Regions from separate parts of the Homo sapiens genome. Here all the other regions are linked to region 4. The links are chromatin loops, found by intact Hi-C in ENCODE. Cell type or tissue: Calu3. All regions are shown on one strand. Links, peaks and the distances in the headings refer to the core of each region. The heading gives the core; the rest is flanking DNA. Region 1 overlaps LINC02718 (long intergenic non-protein coding RNA 2718). Region 2 has its middle 120 kb from the start of MIR8054. Region 3 has its middle 110 kb from the start of LINC02726. Region 4 has its middle 32 kb from the start of LINC02686.

Region 1 (7,994 bases), core at 1,359-6,358, 1.1 Mb after region 4:
TATTTTCTGTTAAGATGTTTATTAAGACAATATGTGCACAGAGGAACATAGACCCTCATCAGTAATGGTAATTTTGCCCTTGCCTTGTGATCTTGCTTTGCCCTTTGAAGCATGTGATCTTTGTGACCTACTCCCTGTTCATACACCCCCTCCCCTTTTGAAATCCCTAATAAAAACTTGCTGATTTTGTGGCTCAGGGGACATCACAGACCTACCAATATGTGATGTCGCCCCCAGAGGCCCAGCTGTAAAATTCCTCTCTTTGTACTCTTTCTCTTTACTTCTCAGACCGGCTGACACTTAGGGAAAATAGAAAGAACCTACCTTGAAATATTGGGGGCTGGTTCCCCTGATAAGCATCTAAGCCCAGACTCTTGGATGTCCTGCCCAGCCTCATAATGCTTGTTTGTTTCTTTCCTGGGAGACAGAGGTAAAATCTCTGGAGAGCTTTCTTACATTGTGGGATAATAAAATCCCTCAAAGACTATATCTTCCTCAGGGTCTAATCAAGACAGAACAGCCAGTGCTCTCAGTCATCTTAATTAGCCATGATACACAGGCTGGAGTGGCCATTTTGTCTAGTAAATATTGCCAGTGAAAATGGCCTTTGGAGTGGTCTAACAATATTACTTACTGCTAACTGTACATAACCTGTAAGAGAGACTATGTGTTCTCCAGAGATTTGTCAGAGAATATAAAGAACATAATATTGATATTACCATTTCCTAGCATTATCACAGCTAGGTGCAGGATATAATCATTTGAACTCAGAAGCTGAAATATGTGTACAACAACTCACAGATATTTCTCAGTGGATCGTCTGGAGACTCCTAGGGGTTTCTGCAATATTTTCTGCAGACTCATAATGCCAAAAGCATTTTCAAAGTAATGCTAATATATTATTTGTCCTTTTCTGCTCTCATAGTCTTTCAAGTGTATGGTGGCATTTTTCAGAAGCTATGGAAAGGGTATGTAATATTGAAAAGATGGATGCAGGAAAAGGTATGAGAATCCAGCCTATAAAATCAGACACTGAAAGTATTTGCAAAACTGTAAAACATTGTCACTCTTCTCATTAATGTTTTCTTTGGTTTTGGAAATTTTAGTAATTTTCATAAAAATATGTTGCTTATGTTAATAGGTACTTGGTTTACTATTCTTTTCAAATGAATTAGCAAATACACATTTTAATATTTAACAGTTTTTATTTCTAATGTAGTAAATATAGATAGAAATAACCCATATAAATAAATGAAGGCTTACCAAAACTCTTAATCCTTTGTAAGAATTTTAAAAGATCCTTGAAAACAAAAAAAATGAGTGTTGTTAGTCTAAAATAGTTTTTTTTTTGTTTCTCCTCTCTTTCTAAGCTTATTTGGCTCTTTCATTCATAAATACTTGCTACACATAAAATTATTTTATTATTATTATTATTTAACATTTCTGCTTTTTTTGTTTTATTATTAGTTTTCTAAATTTATTACTTTAAATAATAGCATATGAAATTACTTGTCTGCAGATTTAATTTGGGCATATTGAATTATCTTTGTTAGAAACTGTAACAGGCTTTACTCTCTGTGGTTCTTAAACATAGCTATACATTATACTCACCTGGATAGCTTTAGAATATATATCTATGCCTGGACCACACCCCCATATTTTATCATGTAACCTACCAAATACATCAAAGAGTGCCCAATTAAATGCTTATACCTACATTTTTATTAATAGGAAACTTTGATATCAGTGTAGTAGACATTAGTAATCATCAATACTTTTCTTCTCTTTTTCCTGGAAGCACAGACTATTACTTTTCCCAATCCTATTCACAGTTGAATAGCTCGAAATGACTAGATCTGGCAGAAGGGCACAAGGTGAACATGTATAGCTTTTAGATGAACTGCATTAAAATATACGATTCTTACCTAACATACTGTTTGTACTTCTGAGCTAAAATAGAGACACTGTAGTTGGAAAACTTCTCCTAGCAGTAGCCTAAAAGGGTCATCCAACAGAGACTTCTAGTTTGGGCTTGGAAACTACCCAATTAGGACCAAATTTGATTTTTTTCTTTAAACAGACTGGGCATATACTCTGTCCTCCAGACTGGAATGCAGTGGCATGATCATAGCTCACTATAACCTCTAACTCTTGAGCTCAATGATTCTCCCACTTCAGCCTCCAGGGTAGCTGGGACCACAGGTGCACACTAACATGCCCTGCTAATTTTTGTTATTTTTTGCAGAGAGGGATCTTGCTATGTTGCTCAGGCTGCTCTCAAACTCCTGACCTTAAGCAATTCTCCTGCCTCAGCCTCCTAAAGTGCTGAGATACCTGACATCAGCCACTGCACTTGGCCTGATTTCTTCATTTGCATAAACTGACCTGTTTGAGGGTTGGGTCATGAACTTCCTTTATTTAAGTCAGACCTGCTCTTTTTCTCCAGAACATGCTTTCCCTTTACATTGGAGGCTACACATCTCCCTGATCTGTAGACTGTTATTTTTTAGAAAATAAAGTGCCCTTTTGTTTTTCTTCCACAGACCTTAAGATCTTGTGTTAACCCTCAATATATGAAGGACATAGTCTCAACATAACATTTATGGCCAGCATGGTAGCTCATACCTATAATCCCAGAAATTTGGGAGGCTGAAGTGGATGGATCACTTGAGCCCAGGAGCTTGAGACTAGCCTGATTAACGTGAAAAAACGCTGTCTCTACAAAAAATACAAAAATCATTTGTGCATGGTGGTGTGCACCTGTATTACCAGCTACTCAGGAGGCTGAGGTTGGATAATCACCTGAGCTAGGAAGGTCGAGGCTACAGTGAGTCGTGTTCTCGCCACTGCACTCCAGCCTGGGCAACAACAGAGTGAGACCCTATCACAAAAAAATAAATAAATAAAATAAAATAAAATAATTATGAATCATACTACTATTAATTACTACATAAAATTGATACTTCTTTTTAGTTGTTTTGTTTTTGTGCTTTTAATGCTGTTAAGTAAGGATGTACAGTAAGAAGTCTATTCTGTGAAGTCCCATTCCTTGTGTAGTTACTTTACAAATTGATGTATGATTGGGTTTACTTTGTTTCCCTTTGTATTTAATTTCAAGAAATGTTGGTTTTATGCATAATACACTTATGGGATCTTTGGGTCAAAATGATATAGACAGGCATACGAAGATGTTTCATTTCTTTGTTTTCATCCCTGCCCTCTCCACTCTGCCTCTACTTCCATTCCTTATTAGTAAATTTCTCCTGGACCAGCTATCTCACCTGGCAGGTGAGAAGTGACAGCTACCAGCACAGGAGAGGAAGAGTTTACAGAAGCTGTCTGGGTTTCTCAGCTCAAGGGCTCCCTCTTCTGTTATGTCTCCGGCAGTTTATTTAATTAAAGTTAGTGCTTTAGTCCAAATTTCCCTGTCATTTCCTTTTGCTTTCCCAGTTCTCCTGTCCTGATCATTTCATTCTCAAACTTCGCCATAGCAGTTTTCCACTCGTGGTTGTTAGGTCCAGGTCCACGATTATGCCAAATGCCACACCCAGGGTTAGGGTCTAGCCCTAGCTGAGGTCCAAGGGGAGTGGATGGATAGCTGAAAGAACGCTCCAGGGGGGCCGTTTCTCATCAGCGGCTTACTCACACTGGCCCTCTAACACTGTCCACCTTTATCTGGGCTGTCTGCTGCAGCTCTGTGGCTCCTGCCACCCCACACCTGCAGCTGCACATTTGGCTCTCCCTTGCCTTCAGGGTCAGCAGCTTAATTATTTCCCTTTCTGGGCACCAGCACGAGCCATGCTGTGGCTCCCCTATATATCCTTCTGCAAGACAGACAGCTCTGGTTCTCTCTCTCTCTCTTTCTCTGGGTGCCAGCACCATGTCAAGCCATACCTAACAGCCCGTAGTGTCAGCAGGGCAGTTACACCTTCTGCAGACAATAGTGGCTCAGAGCCAAGTTTGAGCTTACACAAACAGGTTATATAACAAGTGGAGTATGCACCTGCACCCTAACCCCGCTGAGTCACACAGGCCTGGATGTCTGCCTAGGCCTAATTCTTGACCAAAGCACATCCATGTCCCTTACAATGGTGCTCTCCCCTCTTGCAGTGCATTCTATTTGCTTGGGTTTCTGAGTTCTGTCACTGCTCATGCTGTGTCTGTATTTCTTTCACTTCTCGGTACGGCAGTCCTTCTGATCCGCTACTGATCTGCTCCACAGTTGTGACTTCCACTCTAATGCTGGGGCTGTGAAGGATCTCCTACCCCTACCTCCCACTTAGGCACTTTTTTTGTTTTTTAATTGGGAATAGGGTGAATTTGTGGGTTTTCTCTGCCTGAAGGTATAGATTGTTTTATTATTTGTATTAGTCCTGTAGAAATATTTAAAACATCTTTTGTTGTGTTTTGTAGAATTTTCAAAGAGAAATGTGAGGAAACTGGAGTAAAAGCTGGACCATGCTCCTCTGGGAACACAGAACGCTCAAGAATTTCTCAGGCATTTGCTATTAGAGTCCTTTCTCTTCTACTCCTTCTGTGTAAATGAAGCAGGGGAAATGGAGAAGCCCAAAAGGAGGCATTGAGAATCAACAGCTAGTGAAAAACCATACATGCTGCTGTGGCAGAGTCAAGCTGAGAAGCCGAAAACACTCTGATTTTTGTTCAAGTGGTTTCTCCTGAGGGACCCAACTAAAGCAAAGTACCCTCAACTCTGTTAAAGTACGGTAAATATCTGCAAAGCAGGAACAAACACGCTGGGCACCTAGATGCTTTTAGGGAGTGATGTGTATTTCTAACATCTGAAACAATGTTTTAAACTCAGCCCTTAATTCAGTGATCTAAATGAACTCACGCAGTTCTCAGGGAATATTTTTATATTTTTTAGAAATATGTACATGCCAAGGTTTCCAATATGTATGTTTTCTCCGTATATATGGGAAGCCATGTGATATTGAAATGGATCCATCACAACTTTAAAAAAGAATTACAGTTCTTACATACACTTTTTAAGGTGTTTGTTGGTTTCTGATATTGGTTTCCCCAATCAGTAAAAAGAAGTACTAGTTCAGCTCTAGCCCAGAAAAGCAGAACATACTGATATGTGTAGTACATCAAAGGAATTATTGTACCAAGTTTTATTTTTGAGGTTTTCAAACACTAAGGTGATTTTACCTCACAATTTATTACAAGAAGAAAAAGCAAGATGAAACTTTTCCAGAAATATTACCAAAGACAAGGTTGAAAGATATTTTTAAAGCAATTTTAGAATCTGTTGTTATTCTGGGTCCTCTGAGAGGCAGATACCAGGACATCATTACACGTGCAAGAGATTTATTAGGGCACTGCCTGTGAGTGTAAATGAGAAGGGAGCCACAGGAAGCAATCAATGCATATTTGATCCATGTGGGAGAGAGAGGGAGGGAAGGGAGGTTGTGTAGAAACATCTTACCCTGCAGTGCGGTTCTAAGAAATTTCATCAAGTATATCACTGAGTCCTTCAGTGAAAATAACCCCCCAGAAACAGTCCTGCTGCAGTCTCCTGCCTACACTCAGCCACTGCCTGGGAGCAGCCTGTTGGAAGTATGATCTTGACATGAACTGGGTGTTGGTGGATTCAGAGTACAGCCTCTGGGACCCTAAGTCAATTACTCTCCCAGCAGTTAGACAGCTCATTTTCACAGCTGCCACTTATTCAAAGTCAAGAAAGCATACTAAGTTACCTATCTCAAAGTTACAGCATATCGTCCTTCTTTTATGCAAAAATCCAAAATTAAATGCAAAAAACACCTACTTAGAGTATGCTTATGTCTACAACAAGACTGAGAGCCACTCCATTCTTCTGTATATTAAAAATGTGCCTTTGGTCTAAGAAGCTAGATATATTGAACTATGCCTAGGAATCAAGTTGGCTATGAAAATCACTAACTTTAGAAAAGGGAAAAGAATGTGAATAAATAATCTGATGACAAAAATTTCATTTTTAAGTGGTATAGTGACTGCCCTGGCTATATAAGAAAAGGGCTTTGAAGGATTGCAGCATTCATGATTTATAGAATTCTTTTTCAGTACTGACCTAATTGACTTGTGCTTTCAGAAAATTCATTAATTAATGATTAATAAAATAACACCTTGAACCACGTGGCAGTCTCAGGGCAAACGGCCTGAGTTTCAGAGTCTCAAGGCAGAAAACTGATGCCATTTCAATATTTCCCACCCTAGGTCAGTGTTCTGTTGTTGTTTCAACCGTGGTGGTCTTGTCCACCACTTAGGTGTCCTTTCAGCCCTGAACTTTAAATATACCTCACCAATCCAGCTCTGGATGACTTGCCTTCCTGCTGCCTATGGCTGCATCTTACGGTGGCTTCTGGTCTCTAACAATACTTTTCTTTGAACATTTTACAGTTTTTCTGTACATTCACAACTATCTGATCTTGTGTTCCACGCTGGCATTCACCAGAACTTACTCCTTTTTGTGTATGTGCAGATGCTGTTATTTAGAGTGGGATTCATCTATTTATAACAACCTCATGTGATGCCCATTTGAAATTTTACTGATTTTACTGAGCTTTACTGAGCTTTACATTATGGGATGATTCTGAGCTCCATTCAATCAAGATAAAGAAAGCATCATGCCAGATGAGAAGGGAAACTCATCTCTTCTTTTTCCAATGCTGAAAGAGTAAGTGTAAGATGGAAGCTCTGTTTCTTGAAAGTTTGTTAAAAATTCATCCCTTAAAATTGTGACTGGGTGAAATGTCATATCTGATTAACTTGGAATTCAGTAGGAAAAATAAGAGCAAAGTAAAAAAATTAATCAAACAAATGGTAAGAAGTGAGAAAGGAAAACAACAAAAAGAATAATAAAGAAATCAGAAAATAAAAGGCAATTAATAAATCAGTCAGTTAATTAGACAACTTAGTAGCTACTATCAGGTCAAAACATAACATAACAACGTAACAAATTACCAAGCACTGATAAAAGCTATGAGAAAATTAAGTAGGTAATGAACTAAGACTGGGCAACTTATTTCCTTAGGATGGTCAAGAAAGTCTCAAAGGAAATAATGCTTAATTTGAAATCTGGATTATCGGAAGGAAAGTGTTCTGGGCTGGCAGGTCTTCATCTAATATTTCAGTGTCTCAGGACATTACAATTTGGTTCCACTTTTATTCCACTTATTTGATTCTAGAGCTATTTTTTTTTTGTCGTGTATTTCCCAGAAACAAAATAGGGTAAGTTGTCCACATTATTTTCTTACAATTAGTCTTCTTGGTATCTGTACTTATTCCATACTTTTATTTCTAACATTGTTTATTTGTTCCATATCTCTTTTTTGTCATAACAGAAAGTTTATTTATTATTATTTTATTATTGTTAAGGTTTCTTCTTTTGTTAACTCTATTCTTTCATTTTTATTACATTAGTTTCTACTTTTTCTCTATTAATCCCTTCTTATACCTCGAATAGGTTTATTTCCTAACTTGACAGCATAGTTTACTGATTTTTTAATCTTTTTTTATTAACAAATGAATTTAAGACTATAAATATTTTCCCTACCTGTTTGCATTACTTCTGCCTGAAGATGTCGTCTCATTGCCGTCTTCCTCCAGTACCCTATTTTTATGTTTTCCTAGAAAATTCTTTGATTTTGTTTTTATTTTTGGTACAGTTAGTGTTTGCCACTACACCTAAATTTTCTAGATTGTTTTTATTTTTGGTAAAATTACTCTTTGCCACTGTATCTAAATTTCCTAGTTTGTCTTTTAGTATATCTTCCCTAAGGAAGAGTGGATTATTTTCATTAAAAAAATTCATTCTTCACTTCTAGATTACTCATTGTATTGACCATTTATATGTCACATATGCTCCTCTGAATCTCCTCCTAGTTTGATGTTGGAACTATTGGATGCATCCTCATTGGTTCACAAACTTCCATCTCCAACCTCCTTCTCTATCTTTGGTGCCTTCTGGTTTCACTCTTTAACAAGATCTT
Region 2 (7,994 bases), core at 1,505-6,504, 700 kb after region 4:
GAAACTGGAAATCTCTCATTTGTGTTAACCTGTTAGAGTTCTCTGCCACTATTCACAGATCTGAAGCCCACTCCTTAGGTATGATTTACACAAAAGAACTCACGCTGGTGGGCCATTCTCAATGCCTACCATACTGAGAAGTAGCAAAGATCTATGGAATCTACCAGAACTAATAATACCTAAGCCCCACCCTGTCAGGATCTCCAGGAAACCAAGGGAATAAATCTTTGTGTAACTGTGTCCTACTTCCTCGATTTACGTAACAGATATACTAGGCCAGAAAGATGCAGCCTCAGAATCCTTTTCCACCCAGTACTCTGAGGAGTCACTATCAAACCATTTGCACTGGCTCAGGAGATTGAACTGGTTCTCCATCTCTCCCCAAGACAATACAAGGAAACCTACATTAAAATAAGGATTCTTTCCTCACAATGTTACACTCTAGCTCAGGTCACAAATTGAAAACAATTAGAGCACAATGCAAAGCAGTTGTTTTACTTAAGATAACACTAGAGGCTGGAAGAGATAGACCTCTAAATCTCAATAGCTTAATATAATAGAAGTTTATCTTTTTATTCATGTAAAGTCAGGATTATGCATTCCTAAGCAGTGGGAACTCTTTATCCAGCATGTTTTAAAAATCTAGGTTTCTTCCCTGAAGTGTTTCTTTCATCTTCCAAAGATATGTTGTTTATCGGCAACAAGAGAGAAGAAAAAAAGCGTGTGGAAGATCACACTTGGAAGAGTTCTGGGTACAGATGAATTGGACCTAAAAATTAGCTCTACTCATTATAACCTGTATGGATTTTACCTAGCTATTTAAGTTTTCTGAATCTGTTTTGGTTCTAAAGTTGATGCAATGATACATAACTTTCAAAGATTATAGCTAAAATTAAAAACGTGGCTAAAGCCCCTAACAAGTAAGGGTTAAACACTTACTTAAGAAGCATTAAATTAACACTAGTATTATTTCCCTTCTTTTTAAAAAAATAGTTTTTTACTAGATTGTGTAGACTATGTATAAATAAATATATGTGTATACAAACATCCACGCAAACATACATGTAGGTAACTTTCTGTATGTAGTTTAATTTAGAGCTTTTTGTATCATTACTTAATGGCTTTCTAAAGTATTTTCAAATCCCTTGAATCTCAGAAGAGTAAAGAAGATAATAGGTGGTGTGTTCACAGCAAGTATATTAAATTAAAACAAATTATTATTTTTAAGTCAAAAACAGTTGTCAGCATTTTTGCACAGTTCAACCTAGTTGCTCACATTATAATTAGGGAAGGTTATAGAGAAAGAAGCTGTATTGGTTTCGAAGGATGGATAAGATCAAGATACACAACAGTTGAAAGGAAATACAGGTCAAAAGTATTCTTTGTTCACAGCAGAAACATTTGAAATAAAATAAGCCAATTGCCGTTTGCTTGGTATTTCCCAAGAAAGAGGCAAAAATACACCCTCATTGCTCATCGAGTATATTCAAACTTTATAACAGGAAATGACCTGATACTTATCAGTAACTGCTTTAATTACTTTTATTCATTCTGGTTCACTTGTGAGCAACTCTCAGGATACTTGATAGGACAGTATAAAGTCAACGAATTATTGTTCTTCACAAATAATCTTTTTATTCTCTGGACAGTCATTTTACAAAGGAAGACCCATATGAGTACAGTGCTTAATTCCAATCAAGTTGTCCACTTTAATTTGGGAGGTGTAAGGTGTGCTCAAGCACTGATGTAGGGTTATTCACCATGCCTCTTATGTCTCCAGTAGAATTATATGGTGCATAATTTAAATCCCATGATGCAAATGACAACAAGCCTTATATCCAGGTCTGATGTTTAAAGCTAATGAGGAAGTCTACTATACAAGGGAGAATTTCCATGCTAAGAATATGTTGTGACAGAGTACATGTAACATAGACTTTGGACTAGAATCTTTCAGAGTGAAAACTGCTCTCTTGTATATTAACTTGGACATTTAACCCCTTGCCTTGGTTTCCTCATCTATAAAATACACGTATACAGATATTTGATATAAAGCTGAATGAGTTTATTGGAACCCCCAATTAAGATAATATTCATAAATATTCTTTATAAGTGGTAAAGCACATTGACATATAAGCTTCATTTGGTAAATGTCATGCATGTCCGAGTGAAGAGACCACCAAACAGGCTTTGTGTGAGCAACAAGGCTGTTTATTTCACCTAGGTGCAGGTGGGCGGAGTCCGAAAAGAGAGTCAGCAAAGGGTGGTGGGATTATCATTAGTTCTTATAAGTTTTGGGATAGGCGGTGGAAGTAGGAGCAATGTTTTGCAGGCAGGGGGTGGGTTTCACCAAGTACATTCTCAAGGGTGGGGAGAATTACAAAGAACCTTCTTAAGAGTGGGGGAGATTACAAAGAACATTCTTAAGGGTGGGGGAGATTACAAAGTACATTGATCAGTTAGGGTGGGGCAGAAACAAATCACAATTGTGGAATGTCATCAGTTAACGCTATTTTCACTTCTTTTGTGGATCTTCAGTTGCTTCAGGCCATCTGGATGTATAGGTGCATGTCACAGGGGATATGATGGCTTAGCTTGGGCTCAGAGGCATGACAGTAAACAGATATTAAGTAGTTACTAGGTACCAGGCAGTATGTCTAAACCTGAAGACACAAGAGTAAATCATGATCCCTTGGCAAGCCATCATGGCTCAGGCATGTAATGTGGCACTTGGGAAGGCTGAGGCGGGTGAATCGCTTGAACTCAGGAGTTAGAGACCAGCTTGGGCAACATGGTAAAACCCTGTCTCTACAGAAAATACAAAAAGTAGCTGGGGCATGGTGGCTCATGCCTGTACTCCTAACTACTTGTGGGCTGAGGTGAGAGGATGGCTTCAGCCTGGGAGGCAGAGGTTGCAGTGAGCAGAGATCACACCACTGCACTCCAGCCTGGGTGACAGAGTGAGACCCTGTCTCAAAAAAAAAAAAAAAAAAAAAAAAAAAAAAAATCATGATACCTGCACTCAGAATTCTTAGTCTAGAATAGAATTCAGTAAAAGGTAATTTCAATTTAATATGGGAAGGTCTATTTTAAGAATTAACATTTTGTTACACAACTAGTGAAGGGTAGAGCTGGGAAATAACTTCTAATTCATTTAACTTTAGAGCCCTTGTTTCAACCACTGCACTAATTTGCAGTAATAGTGATGCTGCTAGCATGCTAGGAAAGCATCAGATGTAAAAACTCACCCGTAAAAACTCACCCAGTCTTGCCGTTAAAGAGGTTATAGAACATATTTGCTGGAAAACATAAAAATGAGTTTCTCATCTAAAGAAAAGAGAGAAATAATTGCAAACAGAGAAAAGAGAGCTAAGAAAAGCAAAGAAAGCTAGAAAAAGGAAGATGTACTCTGAAAACATCAGTAAGGTTTCTGATGCTAGAGGGTTAGTTGCCAGTTGCTACTATAACAGATTACCTCACATGTAGTGTCTTAAAACAACACTATCACAACACTTAAAACTTATTATCACACAGTTCTGTAGATCAAAATCTGGATGTAGCATAGATTAAAAGGGTGCACAGTTCAGAATTTTACAATGCCAAAACCAAGGAATCAGTAGTCTGCAATCCTTTCTGGAAGCTCTGGGGATAAATCTGCTTCTAACCTCATATAGGCTATTAGTCAAATTCAGTTCCCTGCTGTTGGAAGGTTCCTGTTTCCTACCTGGTTGTCAGCCAGGGAGCCAGTCTTTGCCTCTAGAGGATGCACACATTCTTTCTCATGCTTTTCATTTGACTCACAGTCTCCAGCCCTTCTTAGCAATGGTGGATCAAGCCACCTTCCTGTCTGCCCAGGGCAAAGAGCTAGTGCACCCCCAGCCTCGCTTCACACCGCCCCCCCCCGCCCCAGGAGAGATTTCAGCACATCTCACCCGAGCTCTCCCTAGCACCCCTGTCAGGACAGGTGCTTCCACTCTTCACTGGGGTATCCAAGGGTGTGCCAGCTCTTACTCACAAGTGCCATCTACTGGAAAGAAGATTGAACTGCAGAACCAAATTTAAAAACCTGCCAACAGAAGGGAATAGAACTCGGAAACAAGATAATCAGTCTTCCTGAGACCTCTGTACTCCCAGCGCCACAGAAGATAGCGCGCCTGAGCATATGTCCACTACATTACTACTATAATCGGCATCTGAGAAAGCCACCACTCAACAGAAAAGCTATCTATAACCAAGGAAGTATATACAGTGCTTTTGCCTGCTGAAAGCACCCAGAACCAAAGCTAAATGATCATATACAACATAGGTTACAGTCACCTTCAAGGAGGAAAATAAAAAACTACCATCCAAATGAGAGTAAATTGGCTGGGTGTGGTGGCTTACATGTGTAATCCTAGCACTCTGGGAGGCTGAGGAGGACAAATTGCTTTAGCCCAGGAGTTGAAGACCAGACTGGGCAACAGGACAAAACCCTGTCTCTACAAAAAATACAAAAATTAGATGATGGTGGTGGCACATGCCTGTGGTCCCAGCTACTTGGGAGGGTGAGGTGGGAGGGTCACTTGGGCCCAAGAGGTCGAGGCTGTGGTGAGCCACGGTCATGCCACGATCGTGCTACTGCACTCCAGCCTGCGTGACAGAGCAAGACCCTGTCTCAAACATAAAATAAAAGAAAAACAAATGGGAGTAAATTGAAAAATAAGAAGTAACAGCTTCTTCAGATGAGAAGGAATCAATACAAAAAAACAAAAACAAAACAGATTTCCACACCCCTAAAAAGCACACTAGCTCTCTAGCAATGTACCCTAACCAAAAGGAAAATTCTGAAATGACAGATAAATAATTCAAAATATGGATTATAAGAAAGCTCAATGAGATCCAAGAGAAAACTGAAAACACAAAATTGAAAATACAAGCCATGCAAAGAAAACCCAAAAGAAAGCAGGTATACTTATATCAGATAAAACAGATTGTAAGTCAATTAAAAATTACAGTAAAAAATGACAAAGATTATTACATAATGATGAAGAAATCAATTCAAGAAGTTGTGACAATTCTAGATGTGTATGCACTCAACACCAGAGCACTCAGATTCATAAAACAAATACTAATAGACCTAAGAAAAGATGTATAAGACGATACAGTAATTGTGGGATATTTCAATACTGCACTGACAGCACTAGACAGATCACTGAGGCAGAAAATTAACAAAAGAACCCCAGATTTAAGTTGTATTCCAGAATAAATAGACCTAACAGACATTCACAGAACATCCTGCCCTGCAACTACAGAATACACGTTTTTCTCATCTGTACATGAAACATTCTTAAAATTTTCCCATATATTAGGCCACAAGGCAAGTCTCAATAAATTTTTAAAAAGTCAAAATTATATCAGGCATGTTCTCAGGACACAACGGAATAAAAAAAAATCAATACTAAGATTAACTCTCAAAACTATATAAATACACAGAAATTAAATAACTTACCCTGAATAATCTTTAAATAAACAGTGAAATCAAGGTAGAAATTAAAAATTGTTAAAATAAATGAAAATAAACACATGGCATACCAAAATCTCTGGGAAACAGCAAAGGCAGTGCTAAGAGGAAGATATATTTTAAAAACATAGAAAAATCTCAAATTAACCTTACTTTGCACTTTAAGGAACTAGAAAAAGAAAAACAAACAAAACCCAAAGCTAGCAGAAGAAAAATTATAACAAAGATCAAAGCTGAACTAAATGAAACTGGGACCAAAAACAATACTAAGAATCAATAAAATAAAAAGATGGTTTTTTGAAAAGATAAAAATGACAGACTACTAGCTAGATTAACCAAGAAAAAAAAGAGATTCAAATAAGCACAAGCAGAAAGAATAAGAGTGACATTATGACTAATACCACAGAAATACAAAAGATTATTATATACCACTACGAGCATATTTACCTACACGAACTAGGAAACCTAGAAGAATGGATAAATTCTTGAAAACATACAACCTCCCAAAATTTAACAAGGAAGAAGTAGAAATCTTGAACAGACCAATAGCAAGTAATGAAACTGAATCAGTAATAAAACATTTCCTGACACTAAAAATCCCAGGACCAAATGGACTTATAGCTGAATGCTTCCAGACATGCAAAGAACTATATCATTATCACTGAAACTTTTCCAAAAAAGATCAAGGAGGAAGGAATCCTCTCTAGCTCATTCTAAGAAGGAGTATTACTCTGATTCCAAAGCCAGGTAAGGATACAACAACAAAAAGAAGAAAACTACAGGACAGTATTTTTGATGAACAGAGATGCAAAAACCCTCAACAAAATACTAGCAAACTGAATGCAGCATCACATCACAAAGATAATGCACTATGATTAAGTGGGTTTTATTCCTGGGGTGCAGGGATGTTTCAACACATGAGAATCAATAAATGTGATTCACCAGGTAAACAGAATTAAAAGTAAAAACATTATAATCATCTCAATAGATGTGGAAAAAGCATTTGATAACATACAACATTCCTTCCTAATAAAAACCCTCAATAAACAACCATCCAAAGATCATAACTCAAAATAAGAAAAGCCATATATGACAAACCCTTAGCCAACATCATTTTCAGTGAGGAATAGTTTAAAGCAGCAACTCCCAACCTTTTTGGAACTGGGGACAGATTTCATGAAAGACAATTTTTCTACCGACTGTGCAGAGAGTGGGGAATGGTTTTGGGATAAAACTGTTCCAGCTCAGATCATCAGGCAGTAGTTAGATTCTCATAAGGAGTGCACAAACTAGATCCCTCTCATGTGCAATTTACAACAGGATTCACGCTCCTATGAGAATCTAATGCCAATACTGATCTGACAAGAGGCTGAGCTCAGGAGGTAATGCTTGCTTGCCCACTGCTCATCTCCTGCTGTGTGGCTGGGTTCCTAATCGGCCATGGACCACTACTGTTTGGCAGCCAGGTGTTTGGGACCGCTAAGTGCCAAAGGATTAAAGGATTCCCCGTAAGTCCTGGAACAAAACAAAGATGACCATTTTTATTACCCCTACTCAATTTAGAACTGGAAGTCCTAAATAGAGCAATAAGGCAAGAAAAATAAATAAAAAGCTTCCACATTGGAAAAGAGGAAGTCAAATTATCTGTTTGCCGATAATATGATGCAATACCTAGAAAACACTAAATACTCCTACAAAAAGATGCCTAGACTTGATGTAAAGTTTCAGCGTACAAAATCAAGGTACAAGAAATCAGTAACATTTCTGTGTACCAATAACAATCTAGCTGAGAACCAAACCCAGAATTCAATATCATTTATAATGTCTATAAAAAATGAAATACCTAAGAGTACTTTTAACCAAGGAAGTAAAATACCTCTGCCAGGAGAAATAGAAGACACTAATGAAAGGAATTGTAAGTGACACAAATGGAAAAACGTCTGATGCTCATGGATTGGAAGAATTGATATAATTAAAATGACCATACTGCCCAAAGCAATCTACAGATTCAATGAAATGTGTAACAAATTACCAATGTCATTTTTCAAAGAATTAGAAAATCCAATTCTGAAATTCATATGGAATCAAAAAAGAGCCTGAATAGCCAATGCAATTACAAGCAAAAAGTACAAAGCTAGAGACATCATGTTACCTGACTTCAAATTATACTACAGAACTATAGTAGCCAAAACTGCATGATATTGTTATAAGAATAGATACATAAATCAAAGAAGTAGAATAGATAACCCAGAAATAAAGCCACATACCCACAACCAACTGATATTTGACAAAGTGACTGAAAAGATACAATGGGGACAGAACACCCTGTTCAATAAATGGTGTTGGAAAAAAAATGTATAGCCATATGCAAAAGAATAAAACTGGACCCACATCTCTCACCATACATAAAAATTAAATCAAAATGAATTAAAAACTTAAATGTAAGACCTGAAACTATACAAATCCTAAAGAAAAACCTAGGAGAAATTTTTCTGGA
Region 3 (7,994 bases), core at 1,787-6,786, 400 kb after region 4:
AAAAAAAAAAAAAAGAAACCAAAAAGTCAATAAAATGAAAAGTTGTTTTTTTGAAAAAAAATTGAAATTCCTTTAGCCAGACTAAGATAAAAACAGAGAAGACCTAAATAAATAACATCAGAGGTGAAAAAGGAGACATTACCACGGACCACAGAAATTTAAAGATTTATTAGAGATTACTGTAGGCAACTACTTGTGGAAAAAAGGGAAAAACCTAGAAGAAATGAACAAAGTCTTTGACACATACAACATACCAAGATTGAATCATAAAGAAATTCAAAATGTACATACACCAATAACAAGCAATGATATTAAGGCCATAATGAAAAGACTCCTGTTAAAGAAAAGCCAAGGACCTGATGGCTTCACTGCTAAAGTTCACCAAATCTTTAAAGAAGAATTAATACCAATCCTATTCAAACTATTCCAAAAAATTGAGGATAAAATACTTCCAAACTCATTCTATAAGGTCAGTATTATCCCCAAACTAAAATCAGACAAAGACACAACAGAAAAAGAAAGTTAAGGCCAATATATCTGATGAAAATAGATGCAAAAAATCTCAACAAAATTCTCAGCAAACCAATTAAAACACATTAAAAAGATTGTTTATTATGACCAAGTGGGATTCATCCCAGGGATGCAAAGATGGTTCAACACACACGAATCAATCAATGTGATATACCATAGACATATAGACCAATGGAACAAAATAGAGAGCCCAGGAACAAATTTACATGTCTACAGTGAACTCATTTTCAACAAAGATGCCAAAAACATACACTGGGGAAAGGGTAGTCTTTTCAGTTAATGATGCTGGGAAAACTGGAATCCATATGCAGAATATGCATATATACTGGCATATAGAGAATGAAGGACAAAAAACATCCAATTATTTCAATTGATGCTGGAGAAACATTCAGTAAAATTCAACATCCTTTTGTGATAAAAGCTCTAAAAACTGGGTATAAAAGGAACATACCTCAACACAAGAAAATCAGTCTATAACATATCCACAGCTAGTATCATATTGAATGAGAAAAAAGACTTTCCTTTAAGATCTGGAAGAAAAGAAAGATGCCCACATTCAACATTGTCGTTTATTATAGTACTGGGAGTTCTTGCTAGAGCAATTTAGAAAAAGAAAGAAAAATAAATAAATAAATAAATAAATAAATAAATAAATAAATAAATAAATAAAGAGAGAGAGAAGGAATGAAGGAAGGAAGGAAGGAAGGAAGGAGCATCCAAATTGGAAAGGTAGAAATCATATTACACTTGTTTGCAGATGATATGATTTTATATTTGGAAAAACGTAGTGACTTCGCCAAAAAACTATTAGTACTAGTAAACTAATTCAGTAAAGTTGTAGAATACAAAATCCATCCAACATGGATGAAACTGGAGAACATTATGTTAAATAAAATAAAGCAGGCACAGAAAGAAAAATTGTATATGTTCTCACTCATACGTGGAAATTAATAATTAAAACAATTGAACTGGAGATAGATAATAGAATGATGGCTACCAGAGGCTGAGAATGGTATTGGGCCAGGGGAACTTGGGATGGTTAATGAATGCAAAAATATAGATTAAATGAATAAAATCTTGTATTTGATAGCACAAGGTCTCTATAGTCAACCATAACTTATTGTATATTTTAAAATAAATAAGAGTGAAATTGGAATGTTTCTAACACAATGAAATGATAAATGCTTGAGATAATGAATACCTCCATTACCCTGATGTTATTATTACCTACTGTATGTCTGCATGAAGGTATTACATGTACCCCGTAAATAAAAGCACCTGTTATGCACTTATAATTTTTTAAAAAATGCAAGTTTTTAAAAAATTATGCTTGGACTTAATTTTGATGACTGAAATAATTTGTTTTGATATATGCCATTACCTAACCAAAAGTAAATAAGTAATTGTCCTGCAAAGATAAAATACCCCTTTAGCAATAGTATGTTTTTGGTATTAATGGATTTATCATTCTCATCTTGACATGAGCTACTCAACCTGAAGTCTGAATAGAAACCTTAAGTAGTTATAACAAGTTCTTGTACATTTGCCTTTATGACTTGGCAAAATGAATGTGGACTTTTGAACCCAACAAATTGTTGCTAAAATCTCAGTTCTACTTCTCCTATATTTGAATGTGAGCAAACCATTTAGTCTTCCAAACTTGGATATAATTTCTAACTAGACTATCTTCCTAATGGTTATATCATAGAAGAACTAAATGAGAGGGTGCCTGACAACTAAGGAACACTGAAAAATTACAGATTCAAAAGTCAGCCTCTGAGGCTTCTAAGAAAATAAATGAAAGAAATTTTAAAAAGTTACAAGGGAAAAAAGTCATTTCGAAAAGCTAGCACTAGTCACTAAATTTCAAACAATGAATCTTGACATTGCAAACTATATATATGTTTCCTCTTGAGATTTCACGCACGGCACACACAGTTAGCAAGGGGTCACTTGTCTCTGCACTCATTTTCTCATGATCTGCCTTTGAAAGTCTAATATTGCATCTGCCACTTTATCAATTTTTATGCTATTATCTTTTAAAATGCCCTTTTAAATACCTTCCATCTAAGATTATGACCTCTAGTCCCTGAATGTTTAACAATAATTTGCAATTTAGCACTCTCAATTCATTTCTAGATCATAATCCAAAACAGCCACTGTGCCTCTAATTATTCCAGAAACAATAATGGAGAAAAGACATAATAGTGATATCGTTATTTGAAAACATAGCACGACTGCCATTTCCCAAATCCCTAGTTCAGGTGCTCCAGGTAACTGTAATCAAGTATACTTAGACTTCTAATCATTTGAATATACTTAATAAAGTACCATTGTTTTTCTTTACAATTAAGGTCCCTTTTGACATAACTGAGTTAAAGGACTTAGCATAGTCGTATGTTAACTGAAATAAAGTACAACATAAAATAAAAAAATCTTAAAAAATTATTTCTATAATTTATTGTTACTGCCCTTAACAATGAAACAAGTTCAAATACACTAAAAACAAAATTTATTTTTTGTAGAAAATTACCTTTTAACTTTTATATATGCTTTTTACTGTTTAGACTTTTTATTTTATTTTTATTAGAATACATATATATGTATATATGGAATGTATTAAAGCTAAGGTCACAGAATCTCCTGCAGTAAACAAAAATCTGTATCTCTTTATTTCTCTATAAAAATAATTTGAACATTTATAAAATTCCCACTGCTTGTAACATCTAAAAATAAAACAAGAAATTAGGTACAAACAAAATACAAAATATAGTTATGATAAATATTGCATGTAATAGTTCATAAAAAATTAAATTTCTCTACCAGGTTGGTGAGAATGAAGCTTTTAAAAATATTTCTGGAGAATCATTTAGCAATGTGTACTAAAAGATGAAAAATTGAGTGTATTATTTTACTCCACGATTTCTGATAATATATCTTAATAAAGTATTAATTTATTTTTATGAAATGCCTGTAAAGACATTGAGCCTAGAAAATGTTTACAATAGTTAGATTAAGAAATTATTCAAATAAAGCATTATAGCCATAAAATGGAAGACAAATTATTAAACACTGAGATTAAGATTTAAAATGGATGGAAAATTACATAGTTCTCCAGAAAATCCTAAAAAACCCTGGACTGAAATAAGGTAGTCACCATAAACAAAAAATATGTAAAAGGATGGATATAAGAGGTGAAGATTAAGGATGTCTTTAACATTCTGGGTTCTTTAAAGCAGAGTTAATCTTATTTCTGAAGAGAGGGGGCATACAATGGTCCATGTGGACTGTCACCCAAAACATAGGAAATGCCACTTGGGACTTGAACTATATGTTGTAAAAGGCTGCAAGGAATGTATTTTGCTTATAATTACGGTTATCTGTAGAAAATATACATGTCCTGGGAGAATGCACCCATGAATATTCATGGGTCATGACCAAAATAGTGCAGAAATTAAAAATATTTCAACAAAAACATACAAGTAACTTTAAAAAAAAAATCCAGCCTTCAAGGCCTTTGTGCTTTTTGAATAAATCATGTCTAAGTTATGGGAACTTTAGGGATAAAAAGATTACGTCTGGAGAATCCAACTGGGAACCAGCCGAGAGGCAGTACAAAATTGGAAATTTAATCCTCACATAAATATTTTTAAGTAAAACTCATTCCAAGTTACCTATGTGGTTATGAGAGATCTATTCAGACCTGTGAAATGTTCCAAGGACCTGTGATTGAGTCAAGGTTTATAGAGAGAGTAATCCTCAAAATAAAATTGTCTCTCTAATGGTATAGGCAAGAAATGTTCTTGGTATAGAAAGTCAGACTGCCCCAACACAGCAATTCGGGAGCCTGGAAATAGGAATACTTACCCAGCCAGGCTTTGCTATTTCTATGAACATGACTCTTCTGCAGAGTCTGACTCTGTCCATCAATATGTCACACTCCTATGGGAGGAGTTAAGGCAGTGCATTTTGTTTGCTGAATATAAAGATTTATTAGGATCAGATATGGCAAGACATCAAGTTAAGTTTGTACTTTCTATATATTTTTTTCTCCTTAATTTTAAAAAGGAAAACAAATATTGTCCGCCATTGACATAGGGAAAGTTTTTTGCAAAGTGAAAAACAGATCCTTCTTGGCCAGCAGTTGTAGCCCAGAAGATACTCTTGGAGGTTTCTGGTGTGCTGAAATGCCATTTGGATCCTTATGAAAGTATCATAAATAAATGAAAATTAATTTCTTCTAGTATTTAAAGAAGTGTTAGAGAAGAAAAAATTTCTCATTTACACAAATTTCTGCTCCAGAGGATTTTATTAGTGCTTTTATTATTTTTATTTTATTTTATTCCCAAAGAACTTACATGTTCAATCACCAGAGTTTACAGAGCCCTTGAAAAGATTTCTCCACTGCAATATATAATATACTGATGAACAGTTGCTGACTTCTTTTGCTATGGTGCATTCTTTCCTAGTGATTCTGAAGTTTTCATTTATGGGTTAGATTACAAAATTAATCTTTCATCCTAAAATTGCTCTATATAACTGAATATGTCTGTGGTAGGCAGAAAAATGTTCCTACTCCAAAGATCTGCACATTTTACAGATGGCTTTAAGGTTGTGGATCCTAAAATATGAATGTTATTCTGATTATCTGAGTGGGCCCAATCTAATCACTTGGATCATGAAATGCAGAAAACACTTCCTGGCAGGAAAGAGGAAAGCGATGCAACAGAGGAGGAGGCAGGAGACACGAGGCAGAAGAGGAGGTCAGTAAGATGTATAAAGTTAACTTGGCCCACAGTGCTAGCTTTGGAGATAGAGGGGCCTCCAAATAAGAAATGCAGGAGGCCTCTAGAAGCTGAGAATGATAATCAGCAAGGAAATGGGGACTTCAGTCTTATAGCTACAAAGAAGAAAGTTAGGTGACAATCTGAATAAGTTTGCAAGCAGATTCTAACAGTCTTCCCATAAGAGCATGGCAGGCCCACACTTTGGTTTTGCCATTGTGAAACTTGGGGCAGAGAAACCATTCAGAAATGTGAGTTAGAAAATGTGCATTGTTTTAAGTTGCTAAATTCATGGTAATTTGTTAGAGTAGCAATACAAAGAAAACTAAAGTGTCTAAAACCATATGTTGACACAATTCATATTTATATTTAGCAGGAATTCGAACAATATTCATGTAAATAAATGTATGAAAACTGTTACTAATGGGTGGAAGGGAAGGTACTACAAAGATTAAGACAAATTTCAGAGTCAGTACATTCAGTAAACCCTGTATCATATACTATTGGAGGTAGTGGCCAATAGTCGGAGAAAAGAGCCAGGAGAAAAAGAGAAAAAGAGCCAGGAGACTGAATGATTATTTTTATCATGTCAACTGTCCAGATAAGGAGAAGCAAAGATGGTGGCAAAAATCAAATTAAACAGGAGCTTATAAAGTTGAATGGTAATGTATACTATAAAATGATTTGGTTTCAGAGTGGGTAAGAGGGATGAAAGGGTAAAATCTATCAAGTTCAATGTCTGCATAAGTACAGAATGGCAATGCTATTAATAAAAATAGAAAAGGAAAAGTATCATGGGCTTACAAAAGCAAGTTGTTTTCATCTCTGTGCACAGCGAATTGGAGCTGACATGCGTTTAAACAGAGAGGGCCTTGAATCAGGAATGAACATAGATTTGGAGATCAGTAAGAGTTTAGGTCAGGGATACAGAATTAGAGGTCATAATCTTAGAGGAGATGAATGAAACTACGGGACTTGTACCAAGAAGATAGCATACCCAAACATGGATTCTCAGAGGAAGAAGGAGGATGACACAAAATGTAGAAAACAAAAAGATAAAATAACGAGATGAAACCTTAATAAACGTCAAAGAAAGTGAGGCTATTTAGTTTGGGAAGTGACCTTAAAGCAATTTGCTTTATTACAGTAAAGAAAGTAAAGGGAATTCACAGTGCTTCAACCATGGGGTACTAAAGAAGAAATAGGTGATATAAAAATAGAATTCTTTTTTGTTTGTTTAAGAATTTGTCTGGAAGAACAAAGCTGCAATTGATAACTGTAAATGGTAATAAGACTTCAATATAGCAACTTCTCAGAAATAATAGCAGATAATAATAATGGGAAACATGATCCTTGATATAAAATATATAAAACAAAACAGCATATTAATAACAGTTCTGAAGTTAGAAAATAACATTTTAAAAGTTAAATAACAAAAGCCACATATTTAAAGTGTTGTTCATTTTGTTTCTCACCAGTAGATTCCTGTGGAAGTGATATTCAATCAACAAAATGTTGGCATAATATGACATTACAATAATATGAAGTTGGGACAGTTAAATATCAAATGAGAAAACATTGTATCTTAGTATCTTCTTATTATTTTTGTTATCTTTATATTGGATCATTTGGATTTATTTCTTGAGTTCATTCAGAATTTATATATATATATATATATATATATATATATATATATATATATATATACATATATATATAAAAAATCTCCCTGAAAAATCTTGAAAAGGCACAACACTGCCACATATTAAATCCATGCATATCTCATTATATTGCTCTCCACTTTATTGTGCTTCACATATCATTGTGTTTTTTAAAACCTGAAGATTCGTGGCAACCCTGCATCCAGCAAGTCCACTGGTATAATTATTCAAACATTGTGTGCTCACCTCGTGTCTCTGTGTCATATTTTGACAATTCTTGCAATATTTCAAATTTTCTCTTTACTATATCTGTTCTGATGATCTGTGATTAGTGATCTTTGATGTTATTATTATAATTGTTTTGGGGCACCATGAGTCATGTTGTATAAAATGGTTAACTTGGCTAGGCGCAGTGGCTCATGGATGTAATCCCAGCACTTTAGGAGGCTGAGGCGGGCAGATCACCTGAGGTCGAGAGTTGGAGACCAGCCTGACCAACATGGAGAAACCTTGTCTCTACTAACAACAACAACAACAACAACAAAGCAAAATTAGCCAGGTGTGGTGGTGCATGCCTGTAATCTCAGCTACTCAGGAGGCTGAGACAGGAGAATAGCTTGAACCCGGGAGGCAGAGGTTGCGGTGAGCCGAGATTATGCCATTGCACTCCAGCCTGGACAACAAGAGCAAAACTCCATCTCAAAAAACAAACAAAAAAAGATGGCTAACTTAACCAATAAATGTTGTGTGTGTTCTGACTGCTCCACCAACTGGCCATTCCAGTCTCTTTCCCTTCCCTTGGACCTCCCTATTCCCTAAGACACAGCAGTATTGAAATCAGACTAATTCATAACCCTACAGTGGCCTTTAAATGTTCAAGTGAAAGGAAGAATCGCATCTCTCGCTTTAAATTAAAGGCTAGAAATGATTAAATTTAGTGAAGAAGGCATATTGAAAGCCATGAAAGGCAGAAAGCTAGGCCTCTTGCACCCAACAGTTAGCTGAGTTATGAATGCAA
Region 4 (7,994 bases), core at 1,074-6,073:
AAAAGAATGTTTAGTGGTAACTCTCAAGTGTAGACCAGTGCTCACAGCAGGAGAGGTGGCTCATAGTTGGGCTCATTTATATCCAGTGAAATTGTGGGACCCCATGTAATAGAGGTCACATGGAAGTGCTTAAAGGCCAGAAGCCTGGAGGCCTCAATTATCAGCAATGTTAAGAAGAAGCTCAGGGGCCTTGATCTGCAAGAAATTGTGGAAATGATTAATAGAGCATGTCCTCCCTAGGGGCAAAATAAATGAGCAGCCAGCTAAGGTCATACTTAATATCTACAACGAGAAAAAGAGAAGAATGATAAAACAGGAGACTTTGAGGATGATAGCTCCAGTGCACAATTATGGGCTTTTTCCAATTTTTAGATCTAGAATCCATTGATTTGAGAAAATGAGAATAATTTGTACCTTAAGAGCAATAGCAGTGATGAAAGCTATTTGCCCCATTACTTTCTCCTCTCCCTTTTCCAAGTTTCCCCCTAAGAGGCCAACAGAAATCATCTGGGAACTTTGCTCTAGAATATATGGAGATAATCTATGTAGTTCAAGGGATAAAAACAGTGGTCATGAAAATGCACTCTTTAGATCTACTTGAGTAGTTTCATTGACTGAGAGCTCCAAAAGATTCCCATGTAAATTAAGAATGGCATTTGTGCCAGGATCATCCTTCAAGGACTGAGCGTATTAGCGATACCAATTCTGGACATTCCTGCAAATGTAGGATACTTTTGACATGTAACTCTGACTCAAGCACTATCCATTTGCCTGGCCAAACTTTCTTAGAACTGTGGAGCAGACTGTGATCCTTTCTATTCAGTTTTTCTTCCTTTTCTTTCTTCTTCAAAATTGTCAGATATATACGATGGTCTGAAGGCTCCTCTTGTGTTTTTGAGCTTTCCTCCCTTATCTTCAAAAATATTTCCCCCAATATATCTTTTGCATATATAATTTTGTCTTGGTTTCTCCTTAGCAGAATACTTTGCAGCATAAACTGTGTCTTAAATCTCTTTAAATTGAACTGAATATTATGTACAAAATTTAATAAATTAACTCAAACAAAAACATGGATATAAAGTTAAAATATGTGTAATTATTGTAACGTGTGTAATTATTTCTATTATCATTATAAATTGTGAGATGACACAGGAGAACAGTAAACGAAAAAGTTATAAGGTGAATGAATTAATTAAATATTGACAGTTCTCACATTTAAACTATTGGAAGAAGTTAGGAGAAAATTCAGAAATTATTTCTTTAAAAGTAGTGAATAGTTTAGAAGGTAATCAGTACTACTTAAAAAAATTATAAAAATCAAGAATTGACTTTCTTACTCTGAGAAAAATTATGTTTTTAAAACGTAGATCTCCTAGAGACATAAGACATTATACATGGAGTTATTTAGATAAAGTGTAAAAGGATGTCAGTATGATAACTAAACATCCAAAAATATTTCTACCTATGGTGTCATGAATTTATTAGCAAATGTTTCTTCAACCTAAAAGATTCTGAAAATGAAGGAAAAAAATTAATTATTAGTGAAATGACATGCTCAGCTGCTCTTTATAGCAGAGGTTTTAATGCTGCAAAATCTGTACTGCCATAGCTACAGGGTACTGTCAGGCAGAATGTTGAAAAATTGCCTTTAGCAGTTAACAAGTATTTATTAACTTTAGCAACCCTAGTATGATAATTATAATTGCATAGATATTAAGAGTACAGCAAATTTAATAGTGTTATTTCAGTGTAACACACTATATTTATATAATACAATTTTTTGTTGTTAGACTATTATTTAGGAAGGTGCTTGAGAGATTTTTGTTTTGTGTTTATGTGTGATACAGTAAACCATTTGAGCAGAGTATTAGTCTTTCTACTAATAACATGAAGTTTAATTCTAAATAGATTAGACCTTGATAATGCCAAGTAATGACATATCTTATCATTTCAAAGTAGACACTTCCAAAATATCTTTGTTATTACAAAAATAATTTGGCTGAATTGAAAATAAAAAATTTCATTGAGAGTTAAACAAGTTTTTTTATAAAAATTACATATAAGGAATTACATCCACTTAAGGTACATGACATGATGAATTTTGACATTTGTATATACTCATGAAACTACCACTACAATCAAGATACACTACAATTGCATCATCTACAAAAGATTCCTCATTCCACTTTGAAATCCAGTTGTTTCCCCATTACAGCCTCAAGAAACCACTAATCTGCATTTTGTCACCATAAATTATAATATTTTTCATTTTTTAAAATTTATGTAAGTGAAAATATATAGTATATATTCTTTTAGGTGTGACTTCTTTCATATTGCATCATTATTTTGAGGTTCATCTGTGTTTTTGTATCAGTATTGTCTTTCCGTTCTATTGTTGAGTAGTAGACAATTGTATGAACAAACCAAGTTGAATTTACCATTCACCTTTTGATGGACATCTGAGTAATTTCTAGCTTTGGGCTATTGTAAATAAAACTGTAAAGAACATTAATACATGTCTTTATTTATATATTTATATAGATATATAGATAGATAGATATGTTCTCATTTCTCTTGGTAAATAGCTAAGAATAGCTGGAAAGCCTAGATTGTGGTGTAGATATATCTTAAAATTTTAAGAAGCTAATGATATTATCTTATATTCTCACCAATGATGTATGATAATTGCAGTTGCTCCAAGTTTTGATAAACACTAGAAATTTCCAGTCAGTTTGAATTTGCATTTTTCTGATAACTACTGATTTAGAATATGTGCTTATATGCTAACTGTTCATTCATATATCCTAATTTGCAGAGGGTCTGTTCACATATTTTGCACATTTTTAATTTGGTTGTTTGTCTATGTTTGTTTTTCATATGTTTGGCATGCCTTACTGAGTGGTAAAACATATATATATATATATACATACACATACACATATATGTTTAATATATATGTGTGTATATATGTTTAATATATATGTGTGTGTGTATATATATATATATACACATACAGATATTCTGTATAGAAAATCCATGTCGGATATATATTTTGTAAATATTTTCTTCTAAACTGAATTGTCATTTTTGTTTCCTCACAGTGTTTCTGTAAGAGTTTTTTATTTTAATAAGGCAGGATTTATGCATTTTTTTTGCTTTCAGTTTATGATCTCTGTGTCAGTGGCCCCATCTAAGAAGTCTTTGCTTTCGCCAATGCCATAAAAATTTTCTATTTTTTTCCTCTAGACATTTTACAGTTCTAATTTTTGCCATTAAGATTATTATTTCAACATAATTTGTGAAAAAGATGTTCTGTTTCCCATTAAGTTACCTAGGTACCTTTGTTGGAAATTATTTGACCATGTATATGTGAGTCTAGGTTTGGAGTCTATTTTTTTCTCTATAGATTGATAGGTCTATCTTTATACCATTAACAGAGCCTTGATTTTTTTATGTTTTTATTAAATCTTGAAATCAGGTGCCAGTTCTTCAATTTTGCTCTTTTTCACTGTTTCAGGTCTTCTGGAAAATCTGTATGCACATATAAAATTTAGAATCGGTGCCTGAATCCTACAGCCAGTTCTTGGCTCCAGAAAGCACTTGGAGAAGGGGTGAGTGAAGGGTTTGGGGGACTGCTCACTCTCACTGTAGGGCCTCTGGGATCCTAGCTGCAGGGGGCCTCATAGTCCCATGGATGTATGAGCTGGCAGAGGGAATTCCCAAGAGATTAGACAGAGGTGGAGCTGCAGCAGGCACAGAGCCAGGGACCTTTGAGTGCAGGTCAGCTCTAGTGAAACACAGCCGTAAGTGTCCACACCCCAGTACTTCTCCTCTCATTCTGAGAGTCTCTGGGCCCAGCTAACCATAGGGAAAAAGCTAGCCTGTTTCCCCATGGGACTGGGCATCTGTCCTGCAGGACTGCCTGCCCACCAGCCCCTCTTAGGGATCCTGCCTGGCCTCCCCTTAGGAGCATGTACACAGTACATCATTGGCTCTCTCATTGCAGCCCCTCTTAGGGATCCTGCCTTACGAGCATGTACACAGTACATCCACCCCTTAGGAGCATTTACACACTACAGCCTCTGCTTCCCAGCCTGGGTGCTTTGCTACACCTCAATGCATTTGCATCTCCCACTGCACGGGGAACCCAACTCTTTGCAGCTGAAGGAGGAACCCCAGGGCTGTGGCCTGTGGCTCAGGAGTGCTGAGCTAGGATCTGGCTCCTCACTGAAATGGATGAGGATCTCACACTCAGAAAACTGAAAAGGCTGAATTGCACAGCTTCACAGGCTGGTGTGGGATCCTGGCATGCCTCCCTTCATGGGGTTAGTATAGTAAGATTGTGGCCTATCTCCCTACCAGACCTCTTCCCATGGGACCCATGGCCCAAAAGACCTAACAAGGACAATAAATCATGGGAACAGTGCCAGTGATTTCAGGTGGGTTCCACAAGGTCCATGAACAAACCTACTTAACAGGTCACCTATCTCCCCTTTGTACCACAGAACACAGCTGCAAAGAGGAAGATAAACAAAAGAACCTCTTGGCTACCAGTCTAGCTATAGCCCATTGCTCTCAACCACCATCCACTGGATCGTAGCCCAAATTACACAAAAAGCAGGGCTAATTTGCCCCTCTGAGAAACCAGGAGCAAGAATTCAACAACAAAGACTCTGAACAGAGCCTTTGGTCTCTGAAAACTTCTAGAAATGAAGCCAACTGACTATACTCAATTTATACCACAATCTAAGGTACACAAGCCATCCCAGATAAGAAAGAATCAGCACAAAAACTCTGGCAACTCAAAAAGCCAGAACGTCCCTTTACCTCTGACGGAGCTCAGTAGCTCCCCAAACAATGCTTTTTTAACTAGTCTGAATTGTCTGAAAATGACAGACATGTAATTCAGAATCTGGATGGCAAAAAGCCCATTGAGATGAAGGAGAAAGTTGAAACTCAATCTAAGTAAGCCAAGCAATTCTGTACAGTTATTGAAAGCTGAAAGACAAAACACTCATTTTAAGAAAGACTCAAATTGAACTTTTGAGGTAAAATATTCACTACAAAAATTTCATAATACAATCAGAAATATTAACAACAGAATAGAACAAGCTGAGAAAAGAATCGCAGAGCTCAAAGACCAATTTTTCAATGCAACATAGTCAGACAAAAAAAAGAATTAAGAAACATTAGCAAAACCTCCAAGAAATATGGGATTACATAAAGAAACCAAATTTATGACTCATCACCATTCCTGACAGTAATGAAAAAAGAATAAGCAACTTGAAAAATATACTTGAGAATATAGTTCATGAAAATTACCCCAATCTTGCTAGAGAGGTAAACATGCAAATTAAAGAAATACAGAGAATCCCAGCCAAATGCTATACAAAATGACTCCAAGGCACATAGTCATCAGTTCCATCAAAGTCAACGCAAAAAAAGAATCTTAAAGGCAGCTAGAGAGAAGGGGGCAGGTCACATACAGAGAGAACCCCATCAGGCTAGCAGAAGACCTCCCAGCAGATACCTTACAAGGCAGAAGTGATCTGGGGCCTATTTTTAGTGTTCTTAAAAAAGAAATTCCAACCAAAAATTTTATAACCTGCCAAACTAAGCTTCATAAGTGAAGGAGAAATAAAATCCTTCTCAGACAAGGAAATGCTGAGGCAATACATTTCAACTAGACCAGCCTTACATGAGGTCCTTAATGGAGTGCTAAATGTGGATTTGAAAGAATGACACCTGTGACCACAAAGGCACACTTAAGCACATACCCCACAGGCACTATAAAGCAGTTACACAATCATGTCTATGTAACAACCAGCTAACAACATGATGAGTGGAATGAAACTGCACGTATCAACAATAACTTTTAAAATAAATGGGCTAAATTCCCCACTTAAAAGCCATAGAGTGGCAGGCTAGATAAAAAGACATGACCAAACCATCTGTTACCTTCAAGAGACCCATCTCATATGGAATGACATGAACAAGCTCCAAGTAAATGGGTGGAGTAAAATCTATTACGCAAATGGAAAACAAAAATGTGCAGGGTAACTATTCTTATATCAGATAAAACAGGCTAAAAGCTAATGAAAATTTTAAAAACACAATGAAGATTAGTACATAATGATAAAGGATTCTTGTTGCAAGCCCAACAAGAAGCCTTAACTATACTAAATATATATGCACCCAACATTAGAGCAGCCACATTACTAAAACAACTTCTTCTTGGCCTACAAAAAGACTCAGACAACTACACAATAATGGTGAGAGACTTTAACATTCCACTGACAATGTTAGGCACATCATTGAGGTAAAAACTAACAAAGAGACTCTGGACTTAAACTCAACACATAATAAATTGAACCTAATAGTCATCTACATAACATTCCGCCAAACACCTACAGTATATACATTCTTCTCATAAGCACATGGAACATATTCTAAGATTGACCATGTGCTTGGTCATAAAGCAAGATTCAATAAATTCAAAAGAATCAAAATTATACCAAGCACATTCTTAGACCACAGTGTAATAAAAATAGAAATCAATACCAAGAAGATCTCTCAGAACTACACAAATATATGGAAATTAAACAACTTACTACTGAATAATTCCTTGGCGAATATCAAAATAAAGGCACAAATAAAAAATTATTTGAAAGTAATGAAAATAGCAACACAACCATCAAAATCTCTGGGATGCAGCTAAAGTAAGTGTTAGGAGGAAAGTTTATGGCCCTAAATGACTTCATCTTGAAGCTAGAAAGATGTCGAATTAACAATCTAACTTTGCATCTAAAGAAATTTGGATAAAAGAACAAACCAATCCCAAAGCAAGTAGAAGAAAAAAAACTAAAATTAGACAATAACTTAATGAAATTGAGATACAAAAATACATTAAATGGACCAATGAAAGACTTTGTTCTTCAAAAAATAAATAAGATTGATAGACCCCTAGTGAGATTAACAAAGAGAAAATTCAAATAAGCAGAAACAACAAAGGTGATATTACAGCTAATTCCACAGAAATGTAAAAGATCCTTAGAGACTACTATGAACAACTCTATGCCCCCAAATCAAAACATTTGCATTAAATAGATAAATTACTGGAAGCGCATCATCTCCCAAGATTGAATCGGGAAGAGATTGAAACACTGACTAGATCAACATCAACTTCCACAATTAAATCAGTAATAAAGAACCAACCGCAAAAAGCTCAGGATCAGGTAGATTCACAGTCAAATTCTACAAGAATTGATACCCATCTTATTTTACAATTCCAAAAAGAAACTGAGGAGGAGGGGCTCCTCCTTAATTCATTTAATGAAGCCAGCATCAGTGTGATTTCAAAATCTAACAGACATAACAAAAAAAGAAAACTTCAGACCAATATCCCTCATGAACATAGATGCAAAAATCCTCAACAGAATACTAGCAAATTGAATACAGCAGCACATTAAACAGTTAATACACTATGATCAAGTGGGCTGTATTCCAGGCATGCAAATGATGTAATTGACTTTTTAATATTGAAAATTCAAACTTGCTAAATTTACTTATTAGTTGTAGTAATTATTTTAGTATGTGTTTATGTTATAAACAATCATATCTTCAAATAAAGCTAGTATTCCTTTATTTTTTTCTAAACTTTATGCTATATATTTATTTATTTGCTTTATTCACTGACTAGAACTTCCATATATGATTAAATGGAAGAGATAACAGTGGACATCTTACCTTGTTCCTAATATCAGGAGAAAAGCATCCAACATTTTATCATTGGTTTTGTTATTAGTTGTAGAAAGAAGTGTTTTCCAGGTAAAGTAACTAATATATTCAGAGGTTCAGAGGTAAGAGAGAATACACTATGCTGGCGAATCTTCAAAAGGTTTAATAAAGTCAGAGCAGAGAGTGTAAAGCAGGGATTGGAGAGATGTGAGGTCAAACAATATTTCCAGACATCAGGGGACTGCTTCAGCATCTGT

What was found. Peaks named below come from ENCODE experiments on the same cell type or tissue, not always from the same donor. Only the 100,000 strongest peaks of a DNase experiment are listed, where the experiment ranks them.
Region 1: it touches region 4 in a loop (4-fold over the local background); 2 of 110 quality-filtered maps call a loop at or near these places.
Region 2: it touches region 4 in a loop (18-fold over the local background); 5 of 110 quality-filtered maps call a loop at or near these places.
Region 3: a loop joins it to region 4, with 4 times the contacts of the local background. A loop is called at or near these places in 2 of 110 quality-filtered maps.

The regions. Positions count from the first base shown.
Region 1 is chr11:23,109,164-23,117,157 of GRCh38, reverse strand. All of the region lies in intron 4 of LINC02718 (long intergenic non-protein coding RNA 2718), which reads right to left. Among named protein-coding and RNA genes, the nearest start is that of CCDC179, 250 kb to the right of the region's middle. In Calu3, for the core only: a CTCF peak has its summit at 3,358 (motif pointing left); DNase peaks (open chromatin) are centred at 3,357 and 3,987.
Region 2 is chr11:23,536,267-23,544,260 of GRCh38, reverse strand. No RefSeq gene overlaps it. Among named protein-coding and RNA genes, the nearest start is that of MIR8054, 120 kb to the right of the region's middle. In Calu3, for the core only: a CTCF peak has its summit at 4,004 (motif pointing left); a DNase peak (open chromatin) is centred at 4,020.
Region 3 is chr11:23,834,259-23,842,252 of GRCh38, reverse strand. No RefSeq gene overlaps it. Among named protein-coding and RNA genes, the nearest start is that of LINC02726, 110 kb to the right of the region's middle. In Calu3, for the core only: no CTCF peak of the experiment used is centred there; no DNase peak of the experiment used is centred there.
Region 4 is chr11:24,231,029-24,239,022 of GRCh38, reverse strand. No RefSeq gene overlaps it. Among named protein-coding and RNA genes, the nearest start is that of LINC02686, 32 kb to the left of the region's middle. In Calu3, for the core only: no CTCF peak of the experiment used is centred there; a DNase peak (open chromatin) is centred at 3,712.